Linked DNA regions of Homo sapiens: region 1 is linked to region 2. Evidence: read pairs that join two places in POLR2A ChIA-PET (ENCODE). Cell type or tissue: GM12878. All regions are shown on one strand. Links, peaks and the distances in the headings refer to the core of each region. The heading gives the core; the rest is flanking DNA. Region 1 has its middle 63 kb from the start of LMO1. Region 2 overlaps STK33 (serine/threonine kinase 33).

Evidence for each region. Peaks named below come from ENCODE experiments on the same cell type or tissue, not always from the same donor. Only the 100,000 strongest peaks of a DNase experiment are listed, where the experiment ranks them.
Region 1: POLR2A ChIA-PET joins it to region 2 with 5 read pairs; 3 of 35 experiments call an interaction of 5 or more read pairs at or near these places.

What each region holds. Positions count from the first base shown.
Region 1 is chr11:8,321,669-8,332,194 of GRCh38, forward strand. No RefSeq gene overlaps it. Among named protein-coding and RNA genes, the nearest start is that of LMO1, 63 kb to the left of the region's middle. RefSeq lists enhancers at 4,160-4,745, 7,134-7,428. In GM12878, for the core only: a CTCF peak has its summit at 7,288 (motif pointing right); DNase peaks (open chromatin) are centred at 6,343 and 7,333; H3K27ac peaks cover 517 bases.
Region 2 is chr11:8,468,452-8,478,977 of GRCh38, forward strand. STK33 (serine/threonine kinase 33) reads right to left here. Exons shown (of 16, transcript NM_001352389.2): 3 at 8,799-8,832; 4 at 8,236-8,300; 5 at 6,230-6,615; 6 at 4,712-4,825. The coding sequence starts at 6,454. Among named protein-coding and RNA genes, the nearest start is that of STK33, 120 kb to the right of the region's middle. In GM12878, for the core only: no CTCF peak of the experiment used is centred there; no DNase peak of the experiment used is centred there.

The DNA of each region.
Region 1 (10,526 bases), core at 1,419-9,418, 150 kb before region 2:
AAATCGGAGAATGAATCTAGTATTATAATCAGAAATTAGATAAACACTCCTCAAAGCCATGACCAAACATCCCATTATCTCTGGTTCCTAAGTGTTATTATGTTTTCTAATAATTTATCAAGGCCAAAGAACTTGGGAAGTGATATGGAGAGAGATGACCTTTGGTCCTTGGTGGCTTTGGAAGGACATATTCTCAGTCAGTGGGAATGCGACAGGGGGCAGGTGGTAAAGAACTGATCCTTCAGGTCTAGAATATTCTCTGCAGCTTCCCACCCTGCTGCTCTCATGCCCTGGCAGTGAACCTTACTGAGCCCAAACTACCCTTCCGCCTGTATCAGCATCTGCATGAATGAACTGTCTCCCCATCCCCTAATCCAAAGGTCCCCAACCCCCAGGCTGCGGACCGGTACTGGTCAACGGCTTGTTAGGAACCGGGTTGCACAGCAGGAGGTGAGTGACAGGCAAGCAAGCATGACCACCTGAGCTCCACCTCCGTCAGATCAGCAGCAGCTTAGAGTCTCATAGGAGCGTGAATCCTATTGTGAAATGGGCATGCGAGGGATCTCGTTTGAGCACTTCTTATGAGAATCTAATGCCTGATGATCTGAGGTGAAACAGTTTCATACCCAAACCATCCACCCTACACCACTCCCTACCCGATCTGTGGAAAAACGGTCTTCCATGAAACCAGTCCCTGGTGGCAAAATGTTGGGGACTGCTGCCTTAACCCATCCTACGACAGGAGCCAAAGGTCCTTCAGTGAAAACTTCAGTGGCCCCCATTGCCTCCAGAGTCAGGTGCAAAATCCTTACCTGGGCATTCCAGACCCTGCCTGCTCTGGCATCTGCCCATCTTTTCTTCTGTTGCCTCCCTGGCCTCTGCGGCCTTGTCCCAATCACCCTACTCCTCAATGCCCACCCCACCCCAATAAGGCCCCTATTTCATGCCTGCAAGGCTTTGCAACCAGACACTGGTTCAATGTGTTGGCTCTAAATACTAGTAGATATGGGACTTGGAGGTGGCCCTAGTAGATATTCATTCATTCATTCATTCTTTAATTCAACAGATATTTATTACTTGCCTCCAGGCTCTGAAGATATGAAGATGACTAGAACTCAGACAATGACCGCTGGGGCTGGTTATCCCTCAAGAGAGAGTCAGACTAATAGAGAGTGTCAGCCAGGCTGACACCGAATACAATAGAAGCTCCACAAATCTATATTGAATAAATAGGTGGACAAATGTAGTAGGTGTTATAATAGGTTCATGCATAAGGCGCAATGAGACAAAAGAAAAGGAACCATCTTCACCTCTTCCTGGAGGTCAGGAAAGACTCCACCAGGCTAGTGGCAAAGTAGACAAACTCTTGGGGTCGACTAGGAGCATTCCAGGTGCCAGTGGGGAAGGACATTCAGCAGATGACAGCACAGGCAAAGGAGGAGAGGCAGAAAGGAGCGGCATAGGGCAATGAGATCTCTTGGCATGGCTGGGCACAGGGGTGGGGTGGGAGGGGGCAGATGAGACTGGGGAGGAAACCAGCTCTCATCACAGAGGGCAGTGAGTGAGGACTTCATTCTGTAAGTGAGGGGGACTCGTCTAGCTGGTCAGGGGAACGACGATTCAGGGGGCCTGGAAAAGGGGAGGCATTTGAGTGCAGGTCTGTGGGACTTGGTTGTTGAACAGAGAGCTGTGCCCTGGATGTGGCGGCCCATTCCTAGAAGGGCCCCGTGCTTAGAGTTTCATGCCCTGCAGTTGCCAGCTTGAAATTCTTATCATCTTATCTTTGAATGTGTGTTTTGTGGCGAAGCCTGATGGGACATGGAGGCTGTGCCCGGGCTTGGAGCACAGTCCTACTTCCCACTACCTCCCTGGAAGGGAGGACTTCTCAGTGGCTTAATTCCTCCCACCTAGTGCCCCAGCCTCCTCAGCCTCCTTGTCCTAGGGCTGTGCCTGCCACCGCCCTCCACACCAGGCAGGGTCCGTCAGAGTGGCAAGGAAAGGCTCCCATTCCACGGTCACCTTCCACCCTGGCAGTGTTCCGTGCAAAGAAGCAGGGAAGACCAGGTGTGTGCCCACAGCTTCTAGGGTGGGGCAAGGTGGCAGCCATCCACCCTGGTCTGAGAAACTAAGGTGTGTTCCACAGTCAGCTCCATGGGGGCCTCTCCCTCATCCCAGAATCAGGTACTGAGCAAGCTCTGACATGGAGGTCGTAATCCCTGGGGGTCACATACCAGCTGTGGGTTGTGGTGACGGGCCTCTGAAAAGGGGAGGCTGACTTCCCAAATCTGGGCCTGGGGCCACATTTTCATTTTGCACCAGTCTCAGAAAATTATGTAATGGTTCCTGACTGGATCAGTGTTCTCTAATGCAGGGTGCATGTGCCCCGAAGACTTTAGCAATCACATGCACAATAAGCAAGACAGTTTGGAGATCACCCGTATGGATGCCCGTGACAAATACCACCACCCAATCAGCAACATCACACAGATGGAGGTGCCCCCATCTAGAATGGGGTCAAGGATTAACTTTTGACCAATGGCTAAAGGAAAAAACATCTTGAAATAAGATCAGAGACAGCTATGTATGTCCCAGTCTTAACCACATGGAGTCCCTGCCGGCAGAGACAGGTTCCCATCCCAAATATCCTCATGCCTGGGTACTAGGTGGCAAAGGGCCTTTTTATCTGTGCAGGATGACAGATGAGGCACGTGGGGTGCAAAACAAGGCAGGCCCTTTCGTGGCTGTCCCACCGTTTGTTCTGGCTTCTCCTTTGCCGTGGCCATGATGGAGTAAACAAGAGAAAGCTCTATCATTGCTATTTATTGCAGATTTCAGGGGTGGATGGATCTCTGTGGGCTCTGTTTTTATGGATTTGCCCATTGAAAAAGACTAATTGTGTCCTACCTGTGGCTTAGGTTGCTGTTAGGACCTTCAGTGAGGTGACTCCAGGAATTAAGAGTTGGAGGTTTGGCTATGCCACTTACCCCTGTGGGACATTGGGCAAGTTATTTAACCTCTGAACTTCTGACTCCTTGTCTACAAAAGGGGGACAGTAATAGCACCAACTTCATGGTACCATCGTGAGGATTAAATTAAATAAATCTCCAAATTTGTAGTGCAGAGCTATTGGATAATGATAATAATAAAAGCAACTAACACTTTTTATTGTGCTTACTTTGTGCTAGGTACTATTCTCAGTGCTTTCCTTCCATATCAGTGTGTTTAGTTCCCATCACTATAAGACAGGTCCTACTCTTATGTCCATTTTACAGATGGAGAAGTTGAGGCTCTGAGCCAAGAAGAACTTGCCCCAAATCATATAGCTGGTAAACGGAAGAAGCAGGCTACCCAGGTAGTCTGGCTTCAAGATCTTCGTTCATAATCATTGTACTATTCTGCCTTGTTTGTTAAAATAAGTGCTCAGTAAGATGACAGTTGTTTTTTTTTCTTTTTTTCTTTTCGTTTTTTTTTTTTTTTTTTTTTTTGAAACAGAGTCTCACCCGGGCTACAGTGCAGTGGCACAATCTTTGCTCACCACAGTCTCAAACTCCTGGGCTCAAGCAGTCTTCCTACCTCAGCCTCCTGAGTAGCTAGGATTACAGGTGCACACCATCATGCCCAGCTAATTTGTGTATTCTTTTTGTAGAGACAGAGGTCTCACTTTGTGCTTAAGCTGGTCTCAAACTCTTGGGTTCAAGCAATCCTCCTGCTTCGGCCTCCCAGAGTTCTGGGATTACAGGAGTGAGCCACCATGCCTGGCTTATTTTTCTATTTTTAAAAATTATTTTTCTTTCACACACATGCCCACACTCCTGTACTCATCATCACATACATATATCTATTTGTGAGCCTCTCAGCTGAGAACTTGCCTTCCGAGGCAATGGAAGTTCAGGGGCCCGGGATCATGTTAGAAAGGTCACTTCTTGGGAACATGGGCCTGGTAAGGACATAGAATAGCCAGAGCCAGGCTGCTGCAGCCAGAGGATGCCCACGCCCCTCCCACCAGGCCAACAAAGGGCATGCACAGAAGCCAGAAAACAGAGGGGGGGGCCTGGCTCTCAGCTAAGCCCATTGCAAGCAGCAAGTGGTCCCTGGTGTCACATGAGGGCAGGCCAGGCAGCCCGGCTTTACCAGTGGGAACTGGGTTTCCTAATTCCAGAAGGTTGGCCAAGAACAACCCACGCCCTTCCTTACTCTGTGGTATGATTCAGGGGCAAAAGACCTGCATGCAGGCTCCTGGGAGAGGGGAAGAGAAGGCAGTTGTGAACTATTCCCTGGGATCCCAGCTGAGTGGTCCTCTGGCCCCGCTTCCAACCTCCAGTGATAGGGAGCCTACATCCTCCTGGGGTGGCTGTGATAATGTCATTCATCAGCCCAGCAACACCATCCACCTGACTGTAGCTCCTCCCTTCAGAGTCTAAGCAGGCCCCTTGAAGCCTCCCAGGGCTTGTGGAATCCTTATGCAACCCGGCACTCAACGACCCTCCTCCCTGACAACCAGGTTTGGCCTGCTCCAGGCCAACACCCCGCCTTGCTTTCCCATCTGCTCAGACCACCTCAACCAGGTCCCTCCTACAGCAATCGGACCTGGGACGGGGTCCTGAAGACAGCAGTTTGTTGGAGTCAATAAGAGACAATTGGAAAATATTCAGGAATTTTTTGAGTCAGTTATTAAACTATTAGTTGTTTAAAATCTGCCACTGTGGGGGCATTTACATCAAGGAAATTGGCAAACACTGTAAACCAGGACCTTTTCCCCACCTGGAGAACTGATTTAGTAGCATGCCACTGCCCCATTCCCATAGCCCAAGTGTTTGGAAAGGTCTAGGGGATTTTGTGTGGGTGTGTGCGTGTGTGTGTGTGTGTGTGCATGTGTATGTGCCTGTGTGTGTTTGCTTTTGTGGGTGTCCCTGTATGGATCTGTTTACGTACATACATGAGCATGCACGAAGTGCATGTGCATTTGTGTGTCCCTGTTTGTGTTCTGACAGAGTGGATTCTCTATGGCAAGAATTTCCCATCATAGGGGAATTGTCCCCTAGAGGTCTAGCAAGGAGCTCAGCACAGAGAGCCTGCCCTGTGATGGCACAGGCTTTCTTCAGCCATCCATGGGGGTCTTGGTCCCCACCGTAATTGTATAGTAAAAGGCTGGGGCTTCTGCGGAAAGAAATCCAGTCGCGGCTCCAGAGTCACAGCACCTGGTCCAGTAGCCACTTGCTACCTCTGTTCACCAGCTGTGTTCTGATGCATTTGGTTGTTATCTGATGTTTAAATCCTCACGGGAAACAAAGTTTGGTCCTTTTGGAAAGTCTTAAATAGAAAGCAGTTTAAAACCAGCAACAACAACTACTGGAGGTTAGTGAAGGGATAACCTGTAGTTTTCCAAGTCAAATGGTGTTCATAGTGAATCCAGAACAGATCAGTGAGGAGGCAGAAATGGAGGGCCTGTTTCTATGTGGCTCTGTTCACTACGACAGGTGGGGACAGGCCAGGACTCAGCTGAGCCAGGCACTTGTGGAACGAAGTGGGAACTTTTTCTCTCAGTCAAAAAAGTTACCAGGTACACCTGGGGGCGTCTGCAAATGGGAGGGACAATGAGTAAGTCAGAGTGCCGTGTCCCCCATGCTGGCCACACACAGCAGGTGCTCAGTAAATGTTTTCAGTAATATTGTTTTATTTGGGAACTTTTTTCCTAGAGAAAGAAAAAATAAAACCTGAGGTGTCTGCATACCTTGGGTCCCCTGGACCCTGGTCGGATCCCAAGATGTAAAGACAAGGACCCAGGCCCCTCTTCCCCTTCCCATCTTCCCGAAGGCCTGAGAAGGACTTTGTTGCTTTGGTCCCAAAGGAAAGAAGCCAGGGAAGGCTTCTACTTGCAGAAAGGATGACTAGAAGGGTACGGATCTCAGGCTAAGGCCCATTCACTCTCTAATCCTAACTGGCCACTCTTTTTGGGAACTCTCAGAGAAGTTGGTTGTAAACTTTCTGAGAAAGAGAGTGGGGCCATAGCTGACCACCAGCTGGACCAGCCCTCCTGGCCTTAGCAGCTGTCCTCAGCGGCACTTGGATGGGCTTGGCTCTGCCTCCAATCCCTTGCCAACCCAGGACACGACAGCACATTCGGCTCACTGGAGCCACTGATAAAGGAGGCTACTTGGGAGGAACCAATCCAGGGACCACAAACTAGAGGCTTGGCTTCCTAGTGCTGGGCAGCTGCTCTCTGGCAGAATTCTAGGGGTTCCCCCAACCCCTGAGATGACTCAGAATGTGGGGAAAGGGAAGGGGAGTGGCAAATAAAGACACTTACCCCAAGCTGTTATCTGCTTTGCATAATGGGCTTATACAAAAGATTTGTTTTGAAAAAGGGTTTGGCCACTTTTTAAAACCTGCAAGTCATTAGTCTAGGAGTGGCAATCCTCACTGCATTGTGTAAGCTGGTTAATAACCCATAGGGGATTCCACATGTGTGTGAGGGGGTAGGGGTTGTATGCATTTTGTGAAAGAGTCTCAGGCGGTTCTCATATGCCCTGTTTGAGAACCAGTAGCCTAGTGGTTCAGAGAAGGCTGAGCTGGACAGGTACCAAGGACAGGACAAACATGCCCTTTCTGTCTGCCCACACTATCTTCCTGTGACTGATCTGTGGGCTCAGAGGCCTGCCTGCATGTCTTGGGTTTACATGAGGTGCTGTCCTGGTGGCCCGGGCGAGGCTTTCCTAGGATTACAGGTGCAGCATGTCCAGGCTGGGAAGGGGTGGTTGGAACCGTCCCCTGTCCCTCAGGCATGCCACTCAGAGGCTAAAGGAGAAGAAGAGAGCTCTCTGCAACCCCAAGAGGACAGGGAGTCCTCTCAGCATGGCTGGGGCCACAGAGATGCCTCTGAAAGACAGGGAAGTGGGGTCCCTGGAGAGGGTGACGCCACTCCTCGTATTTCTCATCTCCCCTTCCATCCACATTCTCAGTGCTTTGTGATTTGGAACTGACAAGAAGGGGATCCCTGAGACAAAGGGAGGATGAGGGGCTGCCCTGGAGGAGGCTGTGTCCAAGGTTGGTGCCAGGCCCTTCCTAGAGCCTATCGGCCTCACCTGCCCCTCACCACCCGCAGTCCCTTTTCCCCATATCTTCTTCCTAGGCTGGGCCTAGGTGTGCCCCCCACCCCCTCCCCATCCTCTCTGCTCACTCCTGGCCTGGCACAAGTCTTCCTTCCCTGTTCTGCCCCTGTTCCTGTGTGGCTCTGCCCACCTGCCCAGGGTGAGCCTGTGCCAGAAGCCCAGGTCCTCTAGGGGGCGGCAGAGAGAGCACAGGCTGAGCAGCCGATGATTCATTTGTGTCCCTGAATTGGGACAATCCAATGGCCTCTCCGGGCCTCCGTTTTTACACTTGCTTGTGGGGGAGGTGACTCACCGGCCTCTCCCTGTCAGAGGCACTGCTGCAGCTGAGCCGCTGCAGAGAACCTAAGCGGGAGGTGGGAAGGACTGTAGGAGGGTGAGCAGTGGCAAAGCCTGGCCAGGCAAGTGTGCTGGGGACAGCCACTGTTCAGCACCCCCACCCCAGGACGGCAGACCAGCGGCTACAGCCAGGCCAGGACGGCATGCTGGTGTCCGGTGGCCTGGGTCCTAGCCCTGGGCACTTGGTCACTGAGAACCAGGCAGCACTCTGTGCCAGGAGGAGCCCAGCACCCCGGGGGCCTCGAGTGCCCACTCGAGAACTGCCTCTCTTCCCTCCACCCCTGCCTGCATTTTCTCAGCTCTGTCTGACTTTAGGGCTAATAGATTTGGGATTTCTCTTTGTAAAGAAATACAACCCCAGCGCACAGGGGCCGGGAGGTCCCCAGCCCATCCAGGTTCCCAGAATCTTACATCCTCTTTGCCTCTCCCCTGGGGAGGGTTGGAGTTTGGGTCCAGGGGAGGTAGCTGGCCCTGCCCTGGAGCGCTAGGAAGTCAAGGAGGCTGGAGGGCCTGGCCTCTGCCATGCTACACCAGGAGGCCCAGAGGGGTTTATTTGGATTTTTTTTAATTATCATTTTTCACTTTTTTTCTCCTCATGAAAAAATTTTAATACACACAGTAAATTAAGCCTGGAAAAAGGGAGGGGGGCACATTTCATCTTTAATCTATTTACTTCTGAATATTTAACATACAATTCTGGCACCAATCACCAAATTTAACTGGAAAATTACTCACTAATCTGTTTGCTTATTTGGAATAATTGGGTCGGCTGCCAGCGCGAGGATTTCCCCCCCCCCCAGTTTAATATCTCAGTTAGTAGTCCAATTTCAGCTTGGCGGCATAATTACTCTGACAGAGCTGTAGCCACGGGGCCTGTGAGTGGGGCTGCTTTTAAACCGTAAATTATGAAGGATTAGCATTTATGAATTTTAAATCAGGGCTGGGGTAGGAGACACTAAAGCTGCTTAACGCTGGGGAACAGCAGCCTCCACTCAGTAGCAGAAGCCGTAACCCTTCCGCTCCCAGGACGGGCCATAGGACGTGGGAACCCGAGACGCAGGAAGTGGTGACCTGTGGGACACGGAGCCCTAGGAGTTCGGATCACGAGGGACATGGGGAGTGGGGGATGGGAGAGAGCACTGAAGCACTGATGAAGCCCCTGGGGGCTAGAAGCCTGGGGTGATGTGGACGTGGAGCAGGTGCTTTGGCTTCTCTCCTGGTCTGTGGGCTACAGTTTCCCTCTGGGAAGCAGCAGGGTCGTTGCCCGGAGCAAGCTTCGAGTGGCAACCCAGAAGTGAGGAGGTCAATCCCCGCAGCCCCCTGCCTCCTGCCTCCACCCTCCCACCTCCCACAGGTTGGGTCTCTACTTCTCTTAAGAATCCCCATCTGCAGCTGCTAAAGTTTGCATTCTTTCTTTCTTTTTTTTTTTTTCTTTCTTAAGAATCCCCATCTGGCCGTGAGCCAGACTGACCCAGTGCCCTCCAGCTCCGAGTGTGACTTCCTGGCGTGCCCTGCTCTGCCGAGCTGGAGAAGGGCCACCATCGGTGCTCTCTCGGGTATGTGATCTAAGTTCTCACCTTCCTTCCCACTCTTCCTCCGTCCCTCCTCCCCACCCGCCCCTCTCTGGCACCATGGCATCATGGACCCTGTAAAACCAGATAGAGCCGACTTGAAATCTGGCTGTGCTCCTTATTAGCGGGGTGACCTTGGGCAAGTTACTTAACCTTTCTCAGTCTCCATCATAGTTCAGTTCAATGAAGACAGTAATTCCTACCCTGCAGGGCTACTGGGAGACTTCCGTGAAATACCGTGGGCGAAGTGCCAGGCACAGTGCTTGGCACACGGCAGGTGTTTACTGGGTCAGCCCCATGCTCTTTGGAGTCTTCCCCAAACCTGAGTCAATGCCCTGTGTCCACTGCCCTCTCTCTGTCCTCCATTCCCCCATCTCTCACAGAGCATGGGACACTTCAGCGTATGGCCTCAAGACCCAACAGGTTCTCCAGGACTGGCCCCTATCAGGAGAATCCCTCTGTCTAGGAATCTGCACCTCAGCCTGACCTTATTGGGAGTGGGAGCTGGTACCAAGGTTGGATGCTGGGCACTAGTAGCCACTAGATATAGGTCTAGGACATCTGCTGGACCACCAGAACGCTCTGGAGCCAGGCTGGCTGGGTTTGAACTCTTACTCTGCCATTCACTATCTGGGTGACCTTAACCAAGTTATTCAGCCTCTCCATGCCTCAATTTTCTAATCTGCAAAATGGGAATAATAACAAGAGTATCTCATCATGGTTCTGGTAGGAGGATTCATGAGTTCATCAGTGTACAGCATTCAGAACCACATTTGACACACAGGAAGTACTAGCTGTGCTTGTTGTCATTACTTGCTATCCTTCTGAGGGGGTGACTGTCCTCTGTGGGACCTGCCTGTTCTGAGGTTGCAGATTGATTTCCCTGGGCTTGAGATATCTCCAGATTGCCTACAAAAACAGGAGAAAAGGAGGCAGGACCTGAGTGGGTGGGACAGGACCACCTAGAACATGCTGAGGACCATTCTGGACCACATCACTCTGTGTTTGGGATCAAGCAGTCCCTACTAAAGCCAGACCTCTCTCTGTCCCATCTGCTGGCCATGGGGCCTTCCCATGATGCAGCTCTGGCCAGGGGCCTTCTGAGGTACCTGGTGGGGCAGATCCCCAGGGTCCAGGCCAGCTTGGGGGGGGGGGCAGCAGAGGCTGGAGGGCACAGGGAGAGAGCACAGGGATGCCTCAGCCCAGAGAGACCTCTCTGTGGGCCAGCCCTCCTTACCAGACTGAGGGCTTTGCCACTGCTCACCCTCCTACAGTCCTTCCCACCACCCGCTTAGGTTCTCTGCAGGGGCTCAGCTGCAGTGGTGCCTCTGACAGGGAGAGGCCGGTGAGTCACCTCCCCCATAAGCAAGTGTACAAATGGAGGCCCGGAGAGGCCATTGGATTGTTCCAATTCAGGGACACAAATGAATCATTACCAGACTGACCAAAATCTCCATCCTCCAGATCTGAGCTAGAACAGGGCAGTGGTGGCTGGAAAAGGAAGGGTGGG
Region 2 (10,526 bases), core at 1,113-9,112:
ATTCAACGCCCAACTAATTACTCACCTCCTTCATGAAGGGCTTCCTTGTTTAACACAATTGTGTCTGTTCTGTTATTTTTACTCCTTTCACCATGTATGCATTGGTCCTCAAACAATATTATTGCTTTTTTGTTTACAAACCTTTTGGCTTATTTTTTTTTCTTCCAAGATGGTCTAAAAGCTCCTAAAGGTGCTGTTTCTTTTGTATCTCTTAAAAAAACCTAGCTCTTCTCTCTTCCTTGATACCACTTAATAGCACATAATAGAATTAAAGTCAGAAAACTTAATTATAAAATAGTACAAAACATAATTTTATTCTTATATTTATATGCAACTCTCAACTGTATACAGAGATACCTCAGAGATATTGTGTATTCAGTTCCAGACCACCACCATAAAGCAAAAATTGCAATAAAGCATATAAAAGTTATGTTTACACTATATTATAATCTATTAACTGCAATAGCATTATGTCTAAAAATGTACACAAAATTTTAAAATGCTGCATTGCAAAAAAAAATGCGAACAAACATAACAATGCAATTGTAATCTTTTTGCTGGTGGAGGGTCCTGCCTCCATGTAGATGACTGATGACTGATTAGGGTAGTGGTGGTTGAAGACTGGAGTGGCTGTGACAATTTCTAAAAATAAGACAACCATGAAGTTTGGTGCATCAATTGACTCTTCCTTTCATAAAATATTTCTCTGTAGCATGTGATGCTGTTTGATAGCATTTTACTCACAGCAGAACTTCTTTCAAAACTGAAGTTAGTCCTCTCAAACCCTGCCACTGCTTTATCAACTAAGTTTATGTGATATTCTAAATTTTGTTGTCATTTCAAAAATATTCACAGCATCTTCACTAGGAGTATATTCCATTTCAAGAAATCACTTTCTTTGCTCATCCATAAGAAGCAATTCTTCACTCATTCATGTTTTATCGTGAGACTGCAAAAAGTCAGTCCCATCTTCAGGCTCCACTTCTAGTTCTCTTGCTGTTTCCATTATATCTATAGTTACTTTATCCACTTAAGACTTGAACCCTTCAAAGTCTTCCATGAGGGTGGGAATCAACATTTACCAGACTCCATCAGTGTTGATATTCTGACCTTCTCTCATGAATCACAAATGTTCTCAATGGCATCCAGAATGATGAATCCTTTCCAAAAGGTTTTCAACTTAATCTGCCCAGATCCATCAGAGGAATCACTATCTGTGGCAGATATAACCTTATGAAATTTATCTCTTAAATAATAAGGCTACAAAACAGAAATCACTCTTTGATCCATGGGCTACAGAATGAATGTTGTGTTAGCAGGCATGAAAACAACATTCATCTTGTACATCTCCATTAGAGCTCTTGGGTGACCAGGCGCATTGTCAATGAGCAGTAATATTTGGAAAGAAGACATTTTTGTGAGAAGTAGGTCTCAAATGTGGGCTTAAAATTTCAGTAAACCATGCTGTAAGCAAAGGTGCTATCATTCAGGCTTTGTTGTTTTATTTAATGAGCACAGGCAGAGCAAATTTAGCATAACTTCTTAAGGCCCTAGGAATTTCAAAACAATAAATGAGCAGTGGCTTCAACTTAAAGTCACCAGCTTCATTAGTCACTAACAGGAGAGTCAGTCTGTCCTTTGGGGCTGTGAAGCCAAGCATTGATTACTCCTCTCTAGCTATGAAAGGATTAGTTAGCATCTTCTAAGGCTTAAATCTGTTGTTTAGTGTAGCCATCTTCTATCAATGTCTTAGGTAGATCTTCTGGATAACTTGCTGCAGCTTCTACATCAGCACTTGCTGCTTCCACCTTTTATGTTATAGAGACAGCTACTTTCTTTAAACCTCCTGAACCAATCTGTGCTAGCTTCAAGCTTTTCTCCTACAATGTCCTCACTTCTCTCCCCTTCACAAAACTGAAAACAGGGCCTTGCTCTGGATTAGGCTTTGGCTTAAGGAATCTTGTGCTTGGTTTGATCTTTTCCAAAATCAAACTTTCTCCATATCAGCAATAAGGCTGTTTTGCTTATCATTCACGTGTTCACTGGAATAGCACTTTTAATTTCATTCAACAAATTTTCTTTTTCTTTAAAAACTTGGTTAAATGGTGCAAGAGGCCTAGCTTTCAGCCTATCTTGGCTTTCAACATGCGCTCCTCATTAGGCTTAATCATTTCTGGCTTTCGATTTAAAGTGAAAGACATGTGACTCTTCCTTTCACTTAAAACACTGCAGGGTTATTAATTGTCCTAATTTTAATATTGTCTCTCAGGGACTAGGAAGGGCCAAGGAGAGGGAGAGAGATGGAAGAATGGTCAGTCACTGGAGCAATCAGAATGCACACAACACTTATTGCCATCTTATATGGGTGCAATTTGTGACACCCCCAAACAAGTACAATAGTAACATCAAAAATCACTGATCACAGATCACAACAGATATAATAATGAAGAAAAAGTTTGAAATACTGTGAGAATTACCAAAATGTGACACAAAGGCACAAAATGAGCACATGCTGTTGGAAAAATGGCACCAACAGACTTGCTTGACACAGTTGCCAAAACTTCAAATTTGTAAAAAACACAAGATCTGCAGAGTGCAATAAATCAAAGCATGATATGATGAAGTATGCCTATATTTTGTAAAGTGAGTTAAATCTCAACTAAAATGGTCATTTACCCTTTTCTCATTTACAAAATAATCTCTTCATAACCACTTCCCCAATTTTTCTTGTTCTTTAAAAGTTAAACTTTTATTTTCTCTCTAAATAGAACCACAATTTGAAGACAGTATTCAATACTGTTTAAATAGGAATTCTAAAATGAGAAATGGCCAACTAGTTTTTTACAAACTAATCACTTTCTTCAACTAACTGCTTTGATATTAACACATAGTGATGAAGGAGAAAACAGTTTCTTATTTCTAATAATTGTGTAAGGATGTTATTAAAATGATAATGTAGATCTATTTTTACTGACACAGAAGAAGTCCATGACATAGTGTACAGTGTGAAAAGCATATAAGATATGATTTCATTATGACAATGTGTGTGTGAGGAGGTGCTTACATGGATATCTGTGAAAATGTTCATCTAAATATTAATAGTAGCTATGTAAGGGTAATAGAATTGTGGATGCTTGTAATTTCCTTCTTTATACTCTTCTGAAATGTTTAAAATATTTAAAATGAGTATATTTTATGGGGGAATAGAAGCTTCAACTTCAACTATACCAAGTTAAAGTTACTTCTTTAAAATATGTATATATATTTGAAATATCCTCTAATTTAAAACAGGAAAAATGTTAAAGAAAAATAAAATAAAACTAGTACATGCATAGAAAAAGTGAAGTTAATAATTTTTAAATTGGTTATATCTGGTTGATAATTTTTATTTTCTCCACACTTATATTTGCCTAATTTTTCACAATGAACATATTTTGCTTTTATAAAAGCTCTTAAGACTAAATTTATTATTTATTTATTTTACTGTTTTTGGAGACAAGGTCTCACTCTGTCGCCCAGGCTAGAATGCAGTGGTATGATCATAGCTCACTGCAGCCTCAAACTTCTGGGCTCAAGTGATACTCACATCTCAGCACCCCACAGTAGCCAGGACTACAGCCGAATGCCTCTATATCCTGCTAATTTTTTAAAAATTTTTTTAGAGAAGGAGTTTTGCTATGTTGCCCAGTCTGGTCTCAAACTCTTGGCCTCAAGTGATCCTCCTTCCTCAGCCTTTCAAAATGCTGAGATTACAGGCATGAGCCATCATGCCTGGCCCAAGACTAAATTTAAAACTTGGTAAACTTGTGTGTGTGTGTGTCAGAGTTTTTCAGGCCAGGCAGCTTTTCTAATCATTTCAAGTAAGTTGCCAAATATCTTTTAAAACAAGTTTTGACATCAGGCTTGATCATTTCTAGCTTTTGATTTAAAGTGAAAGACATGCAACTCTCCCTTTCACTTGAACCACTGTAGGATTATTAATTGGCCTAATTTCAATATTTTTGTGTATCAGGGACTAGGGAGGCCCAAGGAGAGGGAGAGAGATGAAGAGTGGTCAGTCAGCTGAGCAATCAGAACATATACATTTATTAAGTATACCATCTTATATGGGTGCAATTTGTGGTGCCCCAAAGCAATTTAAATGGTAATATTAACACAATTTTCTTCTTGTTGTGGTTGTTCTTATTGCAGTTTCTTTAATGTTAAAAACACACATTTTAATTTTTTTATTGTTCTAACATTTAATTCTTATTTTATATAATAATTTGAATCCTGGAAAAATAGTATTGGTATTTATCCAATCGCAGGATGGAAAAGATGGAGGAGCTCATGAGGGAGATTCTGGCCTCACTATCAAGGAAGTGAACAGCCAAACTAAAATTACCTGGTCCATCTCTGCATCATGAAAAGGTCTAAACAAAGACTCCACTATTGCTTTCAGCAACGGCCAAGACCTGAAGATGAAACTATCCTCATTTTAGCTAATGAAAATGTTCTCCACTTTAATTAAAATCCACTTGGTCCTCCATAAACAGAAGATAATTAATCTGTATTTTCTTTAGTAAAAATGTTAACATACTTGAAAATGGTACATTTCCTCTTTTCTTTACTTCCTTTCCTTAGAGATTTATTTTTCAATCATTTTTCCTATTAACCATTGACTTAGAAGAAACCTGAAAGTTCACAGTAGCTTCATTTGCTTTCTATATACCTCAATAGCAGCTCCATTCTCAATCCTTATGTGAGGAACTTTTCCTTCTGTAAAGTTGCCCCGACCCCATTGTTGCTGAGATGCTTTTCTCTCTACATTTGAGGTTCTTGAGGGCTGGGACCAAAAAAAAAATTAAAAAAAAAAAACTTTAAGATGTAATATTCTTTGTTGACAAAGAATCCTAATTTAGATAATCTGATAACTCTTTAACGTGTGCCATGTTTACTATGCACAAGATTGTTTACTGTCTTTTTCAAATTCTAAGCCCTATGCAATTCATTGGCTCATTAGGCTAAAGGAGACCTTAAGAAGATATTCAATCCAATCCCCTGAATCCAGGAAAGTCTACATGATAACCAGCATAGCAGATTCATCAAAGCTTACCTAGTGATTCTCTGAAATCAAAGAAAGCAACTTTATAGCTTTCTCAATCACTCTCCTTTCACAATTTAACAACCATTATCAAACAGCTTATAAGTAAATTATTGGCCACTCAAAAATATGCTTTGAGTGAAAATAACATAGTAACAACTCACTCAGATACATCCATATGGCAGTAACTATATGATAATACAAATCAGAAATAACAGTCAAGGGAGAACATATGAAGAAGGCAAAATTTTGAGGAATGGGAACCTGACTTTTCTTAGGCTTATTGCTCTGTCTCCAAAGTTGTGCTGTATCAACCACAATCTTACACACTGCCTATTCTATATAAAGATGAATATGGCTGGGCACGGTGGCTCATGCCTGTAATCCCAGCACTTTGGGAGGCCAAGGTGGGTGGATCACCTGAGGTCGGGAGTTCAAGACCAGCCTGACCAACATGGAGAAACCCCCTCTCTACTAAAAATACAAAAAAATTAGCTGGGCATGGTGGTGCATTCCTGTAATCTCAGCTACTCAGGAGGTTGAGCTAGGAAAATCACTTGAACCTAGGAGGCAGAGGTTGTGATGAGCTGAGATTGTGCCATTGCACTCCAGCCAGGGCAACAAGAGCAAAACTCCAATTCAAAAAAAAAAAAATGATGAATACATCGAAATCAGTACAATTGGGTAGCCATAGATTATTTGTAACTAATGCAAACTGATTTTGTAAAGTATAGTTGATATTCCACCTAGACAACCACAACTTAAATAACAAAGCCATAACTACCCTTTACTTAACCACAACTATAAATCTAATTCTCCATCAGTTGAAGAAAATACTCAAAAATTCAGATTTAATTCAACTTGAAAACCAATTCATTTCTGTATAAACCATTAAAAAAAGAAGTTGGTATAACGTGTTTAATTACCTCATGTCCTGAGAAATAATTAATTTGGGCAGTGGTTTGAAACATCATATAACAAGTTACTAACCAAATTTACTCACCTCTTCTGTGAGAAAGAAATGTTTAATAGTTATGAAGGCAATGAATTAGCTAACAAGAACTCATGGGATATGGATGAAGCTAGGAGTACCATTAGGGAACGGGATGTCAACTTGTGCTTAGATGTGGAATCTTTGATATTTACCAAATCTTTCCTGGAGGTTATATCTCTGTTGATATTTTTTTCTTTTTTTCTCTCCAGTGAAATTAAAGATTCTGCACTACCAATGCTTGATGTCTGTGACATTTCCACCACCAAAACTGGAGGAACCCTTGTTTTGCTGGAACATACACAAAGTACATCTTTCTGAGAAGCAGATGAACAGTCGGGGCATTTTGTGGATTTTTTATCTAAGCCACTATCAGCCATTTGTTTAACTCTGCAACAAAAGCAACTTTAAAAATGTTTCCACTGTTTGAGGAAGAAAACCAGGCCAAAAAGGATAAGGTAGTTGATGGTGAAAACTGTAATTTCGAACTGGTGAAGTCCTCAGGTTAAGGATGCACTAGACACATATTCACACGTGAGAGCTGCAGAAAGAAAAGAAATAACCATTTAGAGAAATTCTTAACCTATTACCATCCTGGAAATCAGAGAAAAGCTAGCAACTAGCACTAGAAGCATCCTGTATAGACATGAAAAGGACAAAATAGGACCACAAAACTGGTGAAAAGCATGGTCTAAAACAGCATCTTATCAAACTGCGTAGTGGGTTATGAAATCCATTTTGTGGGTTGATACCACTTTTTAAAAATAAAGTAGAATCAAAGAGATAATATTTAGCATACCTCCTTGGAAATTTCTGTGAAACTTTTAATTGGACAGACATATATGTATAGAGTGTGTGTGTGCGTGTGTACTTGATCACAGTATGAAATGTATTTCTTAATGTGGGTTGTGGTTTTTAAAAAGGCTTAAAATATTGGTGTTAAACATACATTACTATGGTTTCAAATTTTAAACCTTAATCTATTGATTATTAGAGCAAATTCCTATTACATACTTTACAAAGGAGTGAATAATTCGATTTTTAGAAAACTAGCTAATCCTAAAAGTTTAAGTATCCTCATAAGTATCCTCATTTTTATATTGAGCAAAAATAAAAATGAGTGGGTGCTATTTTTCCCTGAGTCTAAAATAGGTATGGCAGCATTTTACTTAACTAGGACCATTGGCAGCTGCATGGTGGCAAGTTGGAAAGATCTCAGTTGAGGAGGAAGAAAAATACACTCTGCAGTACATATAAAGGAGTACTTTGAGAAACTTCCAGAAGTAATTGGGAGTACATTATTATGGTTTTATGCTATACCATTTCAGACAGTCTTTAAAAGTAGATTCTGTAGTCATAGATTGATAAACCTGGGGATATATGCAATATACTGTTATCCTTTGAACTGGAATAAACTTGACTAGAATAGGAAATTAAATATATTTATTTCATTAAAGAAATACCTGGTTTTCTAATCAGAAAGCTGTGCTTTTATCAAATCCTTATCTATTGTGATTGGCAGGAAAATCTGCCAGGCTCATACGATTTTATAAAAGATATTGCTAGTAGTTTACCTAAAAGTTGTCCTCTCATTCTTTCTTACTAACAGAATCCTGATCTTCTTTGGGGCAGCAATGTGCTCATTAACATCCTACATTTCCGGGCTTCTCTTTTAGATTAGGGGTAGCCATGTGACTTATGGCCATTAAGCTTAACAGAATGCAGGCAAAGCTGCACTTAAAAGAAAATTTATATTCTTAAACCTTTATTAAAATCAGAGGAGAAAGGATAAAAATATACTAAGTGTGCAGTCAAATCTAAAAGATAGAAAAACATAATTAAAGAGTAAGCTTAAGAAACAGAAATGACAAAGAAATTTTGTTGAATTTTGCCTATACGGTCCCAAATAAACGTACTCTTCACTACCTCTCAGCTTTCATATCTCCTTTCTCTCAGATACAGTAGCCTCTTGCTGCTCCTCTAATATGCCAAGTATACTCCCTTCTCAAGGCTTTGCCCTTCTGCTTCCTCTGCCTGGGATGCTCTTCCCTCAAACATTCACACGGTCTGCTCCCATGCTTCACTGTGGCTTCTGCTCATTTGAAAGGCTTTCCTAACCACCTCATCTAAAACAACAAGCCCATGCCCTCTCCCCCCTTACCTTGCTTTGTTTTTCTTCATGCCACTTATCATTTCACTCAGGAAGTTTCATAGCAGAGTCCTCTCCTACTTTTATTGAACAGATGATTCTTATATAAATGGTTTCAGAGCATGCAAAGCCATCCGGTTCATTTTATTCACTTAAAATAACCAAAATCTGACCATAGTAGTATTCCCCAAAAGGGGGATTTACAGGTCAGTCTCATTTGTAAATAGATTTTAAAATCCTAAATGCTGTACTTACATTTACCCCAGGTAATGTATATAGTATATTATAAGATTATTAAATAGAATAGATAAGTCTGCCCAATAAATATGACCTTTCATCAAAGTGGTGGGAAAAAAATTTCTATTGTGATTAAAACTCATAATGGAGAGTATGAGGACAGGTACATTAAAAGTGCCCTCCAGACAGGCAGAGGAAGAAAAGAATGCAACTGATGCCACTCAAAATACACACACACACACACACACACACACACACACACACATACACATCTCTTATAAACACTTAACCTGGTTTTTCAAGAATATGTAGCAAGACAAAGAAAATTCAGAATGTACCTGTATCACTTTCCAAAATGATTTAACTTCAGGCCTAGAAGAAAATGTTTTGCATTTCAGGTTAAATATAAAACCCATAACCATCAATGACTCAGAGCAGTGGAGTAGATCTGCAAATGATAGGCTTTCTGTTTGGGAAAAATAGTGCTTTCTCTCTGAGGTGTAGAGAAGTCCCATGTCAGATGTGTAAAACATCATTTTTTGCATACATTAAGAATATTGATTTTATGGTACTTTTTATAAGAAATTGTAAGAAGTATTCGTAACGTACAGGTTTATTTAACTGCAGCTGAGTTCTTTCATGATAAACAGTACTCCTAAAAGCATACTTACCATATCCTTCAAGGTTTACAAATATATATATTCACAAATTTTCAATGGAATCTTTAAATATTAAAATTTTCATTTTAAGATAGATTTTGGGGGATCTAAAAACAGCTATTCTTTTCTTAGCTTTGTTCAGAAAGCATTTCCTTTAATTTTCATCAATTTTTCAATAAGTCATTATCATATCACTGACATTGTCACAGACTTCTGAGTACTTTCTCGCTCCAGTCTTCTAATTTATCAGTTGCCTTAGAAGTACTTGGTAGCTATATGCATAAAGCATAGGATTTCTTTCTATTACTCACTGAGAAGTTTCATTTTTGCTCTCCAGTCTACCAAGTGCTATATTTGCCAAAATAATGTTCTACTTTCTTACCACAGCAATTCTAAAACAACAGGTTGAATAGCTGCATGCAAAATTTCTTGACAAGAATTAGATTTCAAATTTAACTTCTTTTTGGCTGGCTGAATTCTAATTATTTTAGTTTAAACAAAAACCAAGATAGAACAAATGTTTACTCACATTTATTTCTTTCTCATTTACGAATTGATCTGAAAGATTTGTTACTAAAACAAATCTACTATTTCACAGGACAAATGATGTCACTCATATTTTAGAGGCTTAAAATTAATCAAGTATTGCAAACTTATGTAAACACAAAGATTAATAGCTCTTTTTCTATAGAATCATGGAATTATGTTTAAACAGGACTTTAGATATAAAAATATGTATTACAAAAACCAAAGAATCTTCTAATACAATAATGTTTCTTTGTGTCTCCAAAGATTGGACATACATAGGTACTGGACATAATATAAGCAAATAAAATAAGTTCAAATTATGTCAGTACTTAACTAATACATGAGCCTTCCTTTGGCTTAAGGTTTTCATTTTATTTTTAGAACTAAGGCAAGTCAATAAAACAATTCTGATAATGAAAATCCCTGGGCTTTAATTTAATCATAAAAAGGTCTTTTACATATTGGCCCTAGAAGATACACTTACAGCAATTTCCTCAAGAAAATGAACACAAGAATGGTTTTATAAGATATAACTAGCTATAATTTTCTTCTCCAAAAGCAATTTTTTTAGTTTTCTTTGCTAAGACTGTGTCTACAAGAAACCTAAATAGTCAATTCAGTCAAAATGTGTTTTATTCAAGTAAAGGGGAAAAAAAAAAAAACTTACGAATTGTCTGACATTCTGCAGACCAAGCCAAATGACTGACTGCTTTAGTAACATGTTTACAAAGCCTAAAGAAGGGCCCAGTGAGTTTTCTAGATGATATTGCTATATTTTAAGGAAGACTAGCACTTGTTTATTCTTTTCATTAAGGGCATGATTAGGAAAATGAGTCTGTATTGTCTTATAAAAGGATTTACAGTATATTTAAAATTCAC